Linked DNA regions of Homo sapiens: region 1 is linked to region 2. The links are chromatin contacts, found by Hi-C or POLR2A ChIA-PET in ENCODE. All regions are on one chromosome and are shown on one strand. Each heading gives the region's core, a stretch centred on a gene start or an enhancer-like site at or near the end of the contact. The rest is flanking DNA. Distances are from core to core; before and after follow the strand shown.

Region 1 (4,492 bases), core at 1,038-3,537, 38 kb before region 2:
TTGGATTCTTTTTTTTTTTTTTTTTTTTTAATTTTTTTATTGATAATTCTTGGGTGTTTCTCACAGAGGGGGATTTGGCAGGGTCATGGGACAACAGTGGAGGGAAGGTCAGCAGATAAACAAGTCAACAAAGGTCTCTGGTTTTCCTAGGCAGAGGACCCTGCGGCCTTCCGCAGTGTCTGTGTCCCTGATTACTTGAGATTAGGGATTGGTGATGACTCTTAACGAGCATGCTGCCTTCAAGCATCTGTTTAACAAAGCACATCTTGCACCGCCCTTAATCCATTTAACCCTGAGTGGACACAGCACATGTTTCAGAGAGCACAGGGTTGGGGGTAAGGTCACAGATCAACAGGATCCCAAGGCAGAAGAATGTTTCTTAGTGCAGAACAAAATGAAAAGTCTCCCATGTCTACTTCTTTCCACACAGACACGGCAACCATCCGATTTCTCAATCTTTTCCCCACCTTTCCCGCCTTTCTATTCCACAAAGCCGCCATTGTCATCCTGGCCCGTTCTCAATGAGCTGTTGGGCACACCTCCCAGACGGGGTGGTGGCCGGGCAGAGGGGCTCCTCACTTCCCAGTAGGGGCGGCGGGGCAGAGGCGCCCCTCACCTCCCGGACGGGGCGGCTGGCCGGGCGGGGGGGCTGACCCCCCCACCTCCCTCCCGGACGGGGCGGCTGGCCGGGCAGGGGGCTGACCCCCCCACCTCCCTCCCGGACGGGGTGGCTGGCCGGGCAGAGGGGCTCCTCACTTCCCAGTAGGGGCGGCCGGGCAGAGGCGCCCCTCACCTCCCGGACGGGGCGGCTGGCCGGGCGGGGGGCTGACCCCCCCACCTCCCTCCCGGACAGGGCGGCTGGCTGGGCGGGGGGCTGACCCCCCAACCTCCCTCCCGGACCGGGCGGCTGGCCGGGCAGAGGGGCTCCTCACTTCCCAGTAGGGGCGGCCGGGCAGAGGCGCCCCTCACCTCCCAGACGGGGCGGCTGGCCGGGCGGAGGGCTGACCCCCCCACCTCCCTCCCGGACGGGGCGGCTGGCCAGGCGGGGGGCTGACCCCCCCACCTCCCTCCCGGACGGGGCGGCTGGCCGGGTGGGGGGGCTGACCCCCCCATCTCCCTCCCGGACGGGGTGGCTGGCCAGGCTGAGGGGCTCCTCACTTCCCAGTAGGGGCGGCCGGGCAGAGGCGCCCCTCACCTCCCGGACGGGGCGGCTGGCCGGGCGGGGGGCTGACCCCCCCACCTCCCTCCCGGACGGCACGGCTGGCCGGGCGGGGGGGCTGACCCCCCACCTCCCTCCCGGATGGGGTGGCTGCCGGGCGGAGACGCTCCTCACTTCCCAGATTGGGTGGCTGCCGGGCGGAGAGGCTCCTCACTTCTCAGACGGGGCAGCTGCCGGGCGGAGGGGCTCCTCACTTCTCAGACGGGGTGGTTGCCAGGCAGAGGGTCTCCTCACTTCTCAGACGTGGCGGCCGGGCAGAGACGCTCCTCACCTCCCAGACGGGGTCTCGGCCGGGCAGAGGCGCTCCTCACATCCCAGATGGGGCGGCGGGGCAGAGGCGCTCCCCACATCTCAGACGATGGGCGGCCGGGCAGAGACGCTCCTCACTTCCTAGATGTGATGGCGGCTGGGAAGAGGCGCTCCTCACTTCCTAGATGGGATGGCGGCCGGGCGCAGACGCTCCTCACTTTCCAGACTGGGCAGCCAGGCAGAGGGGCTCCTCACATCCCAGACGATGGGCGGCCAGGCAGAGACACTCCTCACTTCCCAGACGGGGTGGCGGCCGGGCAGAGGCTGCAATCTCGGCACCCTGGGAGGCCAAGGCAGGCGGCTGGGAGGTGTAGGTTGTAGCGAGCCGAGATCACGCCACTGCACTCCAGCCTGGGCACCATTGAACACTGAGTGAACGAGACTCCGTCTGCAATCCCGGCACCTCGGGAGGCCAAGGCTGGCAGATCACTCGCGGTTAGGGGCTGGAGACCGGCCCGGCCAACACAGCGAAACCCCGTCTCCACCAAGACCAGTCAGGCGTGGCGGCGCGTGCCTGCAATTGCAGGCACTCGGCAGGCTGAGGCAGGAGAATCAGGCAGGGAGGTTGCAGTGAGCCGAGATGGCAGCAGTACAGTCCAGCTTCGGCTCCGCATGAGAGGGAGACCGTGGGGAGAGTGAGAGGGAGAGGGAGAGGGAGAGCGCCTGTTGGATTCCTAAGGGTTAAATGTGGTAGGTTCTACCCCATTACTGTGAGTCATGCAATATTTCTCAAGTGTGCCCATGGGATGTTAGCCCCATAAAAACTGTCCCAGGAGAACATGGTTTTTGTGGTTAAACAAGACTGGGGAATTGTATTTGCTTTTCTTTTCCTGGAGATTAGTAATGTACCCGCTTTGTAAAAGTTCCCAACTCTCACAGTAGAGAAACCTATTAACTTTGTTTTAATCCAGTGACCCCAAATTTATTTGGCTAAAGCCTCCCCTCCTTTTTTCTTTGATAAATGAGTAACATCTATTATTAGGTTTGTGCCTGAATCCCTGTGTTGTTCAAGGATCAGCTGCCATCCTAAACATGCCTTCCAGCTCTAAAGTGAGAGCTACATGAATTTGGGCAGCCACTCAGTCTCTCTGGGTTTTTCTTTTCTTGTTTGTCAAATGGGAGATACATTTCTAAAGTTCGTGGTGACATTTCCACAGGTTTCCTCTAGTAGTACCAGGTGGAAGAAAGAGCAGTAGCATGATAGGCCCAGTAGCATGATGGGCTGCTGGACTAGGTAGGTGTCCCTGCTTTGTTACCCAAGTAGACAAAAAATGGGGCACTACAGCTGAGAAACCCATTGTCTCAGTTATATTTCAGTTCATCCTTGTTTCATAGGATGAATTGAAATACAATTCATAGAACTAGTGTCTAAGCAATAAACTTGGAGAACCACTGGAGAGCGGTCAAGAATATAAATGCCAGAATCAGGCTCAAGACTTAGATTTGTTGACTTTGAATAAGTAACTAAGCCTCTCTGAGCCTGAATTTCCTCATCTGTGAGACAGCAATATAATGCTACTTGCTTCAGAGGATTAACTGAAATACTATAGATAAAGTGTTTAGCACAGGGCCTGGGGTATAGTAACAACTCAATAAATGTGAGTGTCTATCATTATCATCATCATAATTATTATTTTAATTATCATAAAGCCAATGACTTCTTATGTCATGTTTAGAGATCATTTGGGGGGAATGATGATCTTGAGTCTAACAAAGAAGATGAAGTTGAAAAGCTGTTGACCTTTATAAAAATCAGCCCTGGTAAGAAAGTTGATTTTTTTCTCAGCTTCTAAGAACTCTGGAAATTGACATTTACTAAATCCAGTTATTCTGAACCATGGGAAACTGTTTCGCATCTGTCAATAATTTCTTCAGGCTGGCCATAAGCTATTAAGTTTACCCAATTAAGCCAAAAGTGGCCAGTGAAATTCTCCATTTCAAAAGACATTTCACAGTTACTGGCTTACCTCTGGGAGTGTGGAGTTAGGGCAGCAGAGAGACAGCAAGGGATAGGGCAAGGGGAAATGATAGGAAATTCCCGAGAAGCACCGATGTGTCCTTTTTAGATGCATGTACCACAGAAGAGTCTGCAGTGGCTGCAGAGTCCACTGACAACTTGGCTAAGGCAAAGCACAGCTTCCACAGCACCAGTCCTCAGGAGGATGGAAAGTAAGACCGCATTCCAGAGAATGATATGCACAGACTCTTGGTGACTGCCCAGGTGGGTTGGTTGAATAGTTGTCCCTGCTAGTACAAGGGAGAAAATTCAGAACATGGAATAGGTTTTCAGGCCATATTTCATAGGGCTCTATATTAGAGAACTTCCAAATAGTTATTTGAAAATTCAAATATGATTTCAGGCCATATTTCATAGGGCTCTATTATTATTTGTTACTGTAACAAAGACAGTAAAGGGAGGGAGCTGCCACTTACAAGCATCAGAAAAGCACTAGTCTAGTACAGGGGGTTACAGATCTATGGGTCTTTATTGCTCTCACCTTCATAGAGACAGCAGACCTATTATGTGTCCATCAGAGAGAGGGCTGAACAGACATCTTTCCCTCTAATAGCACAACATCTCAGCAAGGCATTGTGAATACAGACATAGCCACTCAACAGGGCATAGGAGGAGATAGAAAGGCATGTGATACAAGTGGGGGTGGTAAAGAGCAATGACTCTGAAGTCCCACAGACCCAGGTCTTGATTCCAGCTCTCTCGCTAAGAAGTTCTGTTAAATAGATAAGTTTCCTAAATGTTTCTGCACCTCAGATTCTTTACGCCTAAAATGGGGTTAAAACAGCATCAACGGCATAGAATGGTTGTGAGGATCAGTAAGATAATAATTAGCACAGTGTCTGTCATGGAGTAGGCATCTATTTCAGTTATGTCATAATTATTAACATAGTATAAGGAAAGGTCTGAGAGGCCTAGAGTAGCTGGAGAAAGCTTCACGGGGAAAAGTG
Region 2 (4,511 bases), core at 601-3,100:
CAAAAGAAAAAGAAATAAAGAAGAGAAGGAAGCAGGCAGGCTGGCCGAGTTCATCTAGCCAGAGTGAGACCTGGGCCAGAAATTCCCAAACTGTTCAGAGATGGAACTCACTGGGCAGTTGCCCTGCTCTGAGGCCAACCCTTTGCATAAAGCTAGTGAAGCTCTGGGCTCTATGCTTAAGTAACTTCAAACTGCGTATCTCTTGCTGCCAGATTTGGGCTGTGGGCAATGTGCCAATTCTTGCCCATCTCTGAAACTGTCAAAAATTCTGATTTTAATTTCTTCCTGCCTTCTATCCCTGCATGCAAAGTTCTATTTATCTTTAAACTCAACCTAAAAGCCAACTCTCTTGTGAGGCCCTGAATCCAAAGCTCACCCCAGGCCTTCAGCACCCTTCTAAGCTGACTTTCTAGGGCATGAACTTCTGATCAGTCTTGCACTGCTAGTCTCCTCTGCTCCTTCTTATAATCCAGGCTGGCCTCTCATTCTCTCCCTTCTTTGCAGGGAGAAAGGTACCAGCCAGAATTCACCAGATGAATACATCACTCTTAGGTGCTATGTAGACAGCATAAAAGAGGGTTTGAATAAGAACACAGGTGTTTTATTAGAGGCTTTTTGAACGCTTAATGAAGTCCAGTAAGTACTTCAAGGAAGGCTTCTGTACGAGTAGAAAGAAGCAGTGGGCAACGAAGCAAATAATTCCATTCTTGTGCTGCTAGGCAGCCATATTCTCTGCCTGTGTGCAGTACTTTGTTATATGCAAGATTAATTTGGCAAAGATAGGATTCTTTCCTAGCCTGGGTCTCCTGCAGGTGGCATGGGGCAATAATACATTTATCCTATGGCTGTGTACATGAAAGATAAGGAAGAGCTCTAAAAATTGTAGCTGTCAATTCAGGGGATGGGGTTGGGGGTAAGGCAGCTGTGTGTGTGTGTGTGTGTGTGTGTGTGTGTGTGTGTATGCACGTGTGCATTATATTTCAAGAAAGATTCCTTTGTGTTTCTAATTCATTTGCCTGCTGATAACTGCCTTAAAATATAATAAAATCAGTTTCTTTCATTCATTCATTAAAACATTCATTTACACAGCAAATGTATTATGATGTCCTGTACACATAGAGATTAATAAAACAGTTCCTAACCTGCTTATGGACCTCACAGTCCTGCTTGCTTCAGCCTTACTCATTTATGAATTTGTCCAATTCTTGCCTGTCCTGCCTCCATGCCACTCCTACCCTGTGAGGGCTCTGCAGCCCCCTTTTTCCCTTACATTAATAGACTTTATTTTTTGGAGAAGTTTTAGGTTCACAGAAAAATTGAGCAGAAAGAATAGAGAGTTCCCATATTCTCCTTCACTCTCTACTCAGCTTCTCCTATTATTAACATCTTGCATTAGTGGTGGCACATTTGTTGCAAATGATGAGTCAATATTGCTGCATTATTATTACCTAAAGTCCATAGTTTACATTTGCATTCTTTGTGTTGTACATTCTGAGGATTTTGACAAATATATAATGTATCCACCATTATAGTAGCATATAGAACTTCTCGCTGCCCTAAAAATCGGTCTGCAGCCCCTTTGTTGTCTTGCTCTGTCTCCTTGCCTCCCCTGCCCATGCAATAATAAAGGAAGGTTACACTCACTTGGATTGAAATCAAAGTCTAGCATATATTTAGGTTACCTTGCCCCACCACAGGACCTTGGCTGACTTATTACCCAGACACCACTAAATCTTCACCAAACTTGACAGGAAATCTACCCTGCCTCTCCAGTAGAAAGACCCAGAAGGAGATGAGAAGCTATGTCTCTAGGTTCAGAAAGTTACAAAGAATTCAACTCACTAACAGGGCAATTTAATTTCCTGCTGAGCTGCCCCAGGGAATTCAGGATTTTAGAAATGGCCTTTGTTTAATCTTCATGACTCATTCCTCCTGAACAAACCTAAGTTCTTTAATGGAGCGTTTTGTGTACACAATTTTAGTGGTGCTACAATATGTCTAATGAAGTGATAATTTGTGGATGTACAAAGTATATGAGGCAACAGCAGGGGCCAGTTTGGCAAGCACCAAAGCCAAGCCAGACATTGACCTGATTTAGAAGCTGCACGTTTCCCAGGCCTGGCTCGGCTAACTGCAGCATGCTGGGCACTGGGAAACCTATGGTTGGTTGGGAAGAGCCCTAATGATACATTTTATTTCCTTTTTAAAAAATCTTTAAAATCATTGTTCCAGGAAGGTCGTAGTAATCATTCCAGCTTGCCAAATTGTATCTGAATTTGCTGACAACAGGTGCTTCTGTGGTTAGGAGTGGTGAAGCCCTTCTGTAGAAGGGCATTGGTCTTTGGAAGAAAATGATAAAGCAGGATTCCCCATGGTCTGCAGGGCCGCCCCTGGTGACTGTCAAGGAGGCCAAGACTGTTCTTGGTTCTCATCCAAGAGCTCCTCTGATGATGTTCCGCCCCCATTCCAGATTCCAGTGAGCCACCATCTGATCCCTTCTCCGTGCCTCCCCTATATGCCCCTGGCAGTAGGTACTCCCCCCATCATGGAGCTTATTGTACTGATTGCAACTGTCTCCTCACTTGCTCATCATCCTCACTGCACTGTAAGTTCCTTACTTACTCACTGAGTTCTTGTCAGTCCCTACATCAAGACCAGGCAAAGTATACAGATTAGTTGAATAAATGAATGGACTGAATGGTTGTGGTTGCTCTCTATCTCCATCAATGGCACCCCTTGTGAAACAGAAGTCTCAATGCTATTCTTACTTCTTCCCTCTTCTGCATGTGCTCATTCTAGTCACCAAGTCCTATCTATTCTAATCCTAATACGTGTGTGGAATCCTCATTTTTTTTTTTTGTCCCTTCCTATGTTGAGACTCTGGTCATCTCTTGTCAGGGTTGTCAAATAAAATACAAGATGCCTAGTTACATGTTAATTTCAGAAAAATAATTTTTTAGTATATGTCCCAAATATTGTATGGGACATTCTTATGCTAAAAATTATTTGTTGCTTATTTGAATTTCAAATGTAATTGAATAGTTTTGTATTAAATTTTTTCATTGTGATAAAATATTCATAAAATAAAAATTGACCATTTTAACCATCTTTAAGTGTACAATTCAGAATTCAGTGGCATTAAATATATTCACAATGTTGTACAACAATCACCACTATCCTTTTCCAGAACATTTTTTTTATCATCCCAAATAGAAACCCTGTGTTCTTTAAAAATAATTCCTCACTCTCCCCTATCTGTATCCTCTAGTAACAGCTATTATATTTTCTGTCTCTATGTATATGTCTATTCTGATACCAATAAGGTATTCTTAACAGGAATCTTTGATGTCACTTAATTTGGCAAAAAGAAATCTCTTCTCAAGGGAACTTTAATAACATTTTAATATTATTTTCCATGGATTTTATTTTCACAAACACCAAATTATAGAAATTTGCCAGCAAATAACTTTCATCACAGGAAATAACTTTCATTATATGAGAATATTGGCCTGGGAATATAAAAATCTATGCATGGCCACTGTAAGAAAACTGTAAAATGAATTATATGTAAAATGACATTATATGAAATAAAATAAGCCACTCACAGAAGGACAAATACTACATAAGCCCACTTACATGAGGTATCAAAATAGTCAGACTCATAGACACAGAGCAGAATGATGGTTGCCAGGGGCTGGGGGCAAGGGAAAACGGGAAGTTGCTGTACAGCAGGCATAAGGTTTCAAACAGATAAGATTATTGAATAAGTTCTGGAGATCTGCTCTACAACATTATGCCTATGGTTAATAGTACTGCATTTTGTGCTTACAAACTTAAGAGAGTAGATCTCATGTTGTGTTATTATCACAATTTTTAAAAATGACCAAGAGGATTTTAAAAAGAATATATTCCTCCTCTAAGTAGACTATGGCTAGATGAGAAGCATGTAGGTAGAACCGTAGACAGTAACATAAAAATTGTATAAAGTGGGAAAAAAGACAAAAGAGAACTCCTCCCATCACTCCCACCCCATTTTGTGGATGGGAGAATAAGGAAAAGGGACTGCTGTTGTGCTGGGTTTGTCAAATGTTTAAGCAGAGGCCAAACGGCCATCTATCAGAGATACTGGAGTAGGTTTACTGCACAGGGTGAAATGACGAAAAGGTCCTATCAGCCTGGTTGGATCCTGGCAGAGGGTTTGCATGCAGAGACTTTAATGAAAGGACTACTTACAGCGGCATGGCAAAACAAGGAACAAACTAGAGAAGTTGAGGCACCAAAGACTAGCAACATGAGAAGCAATGACCTCTGTCAGAGCCAAAGAGATGGTAGAAAAAAATAATTACTGGAGCCCAGGAAGAGCTGGGACTGAGTATGAAGAGTGGAGAATGAATTTGGTGTGGGCAAGCAGAGAATAACAGCCTCAGCTTCTAGGAGTCTAACTCTTACGTTTTAAGGACTCCACATTCCAAGGCAAATAATTTATCCTTAGCTTTCAAGCTTAAAATGGG

The links. Hi-C counts contacts between places; a loop is a spot of excess contacts on that map. ChIA-PET counts read pairs that join two places held with the same protein, here RNA polymerase II (POLR2A). Pooled maps may share reads with other maps.
Region 1: a loop to region 2 is called in a map of PC-3, with 7 times the contacts of the local background. The contact joins two enhancer-like sites. A Hi-C loop is called at or near these places in 2 of 168 maps with a recorded cell type or tissue (PC-3 and mammary epithelial cell) and 1 of 50 pooled maps. POLR2A ChIA-PET finds 5 or more read pairs at or near these places in 1 of 52 experiments (activated CD4-positive, alpha-beta T cell).

The regions. Positions count from the first base shown.
Region 1 is chr11:93,946,069-93,950,560 of GRCh38, forward strand. It overlaps the pseudogene LOC101060084. Among named protein-coding and RNA genes, the nearest start is that of HEPHL1, 73 kb to the right of the region's middle. Within about 2 kb of position 2,288, at least 2 of the 41 ENCODE cell types and tissues checked have a DNase peak (open chromatin) inside an H3K27ac peak, as active enhancers do; they include PC-3, where a contact is called at or near this core.
Region 2 is chr11:93,984,926-93,989,436 of GRCh38, forward strand. No RefSeq gene overlaps it. Among named protein-coding and RNA genes, the nearest start is that of HEPHL1, 34 kb to the right of the region's middle. Within about 2 kb of position 1,851, at least 5 of the 41 ENCODE cell types and tissues checked have a DNase peak (open chromatin) inside an H3K27ac peak, as active enhancers do; they include PC-3, where a contact is called at or near this core.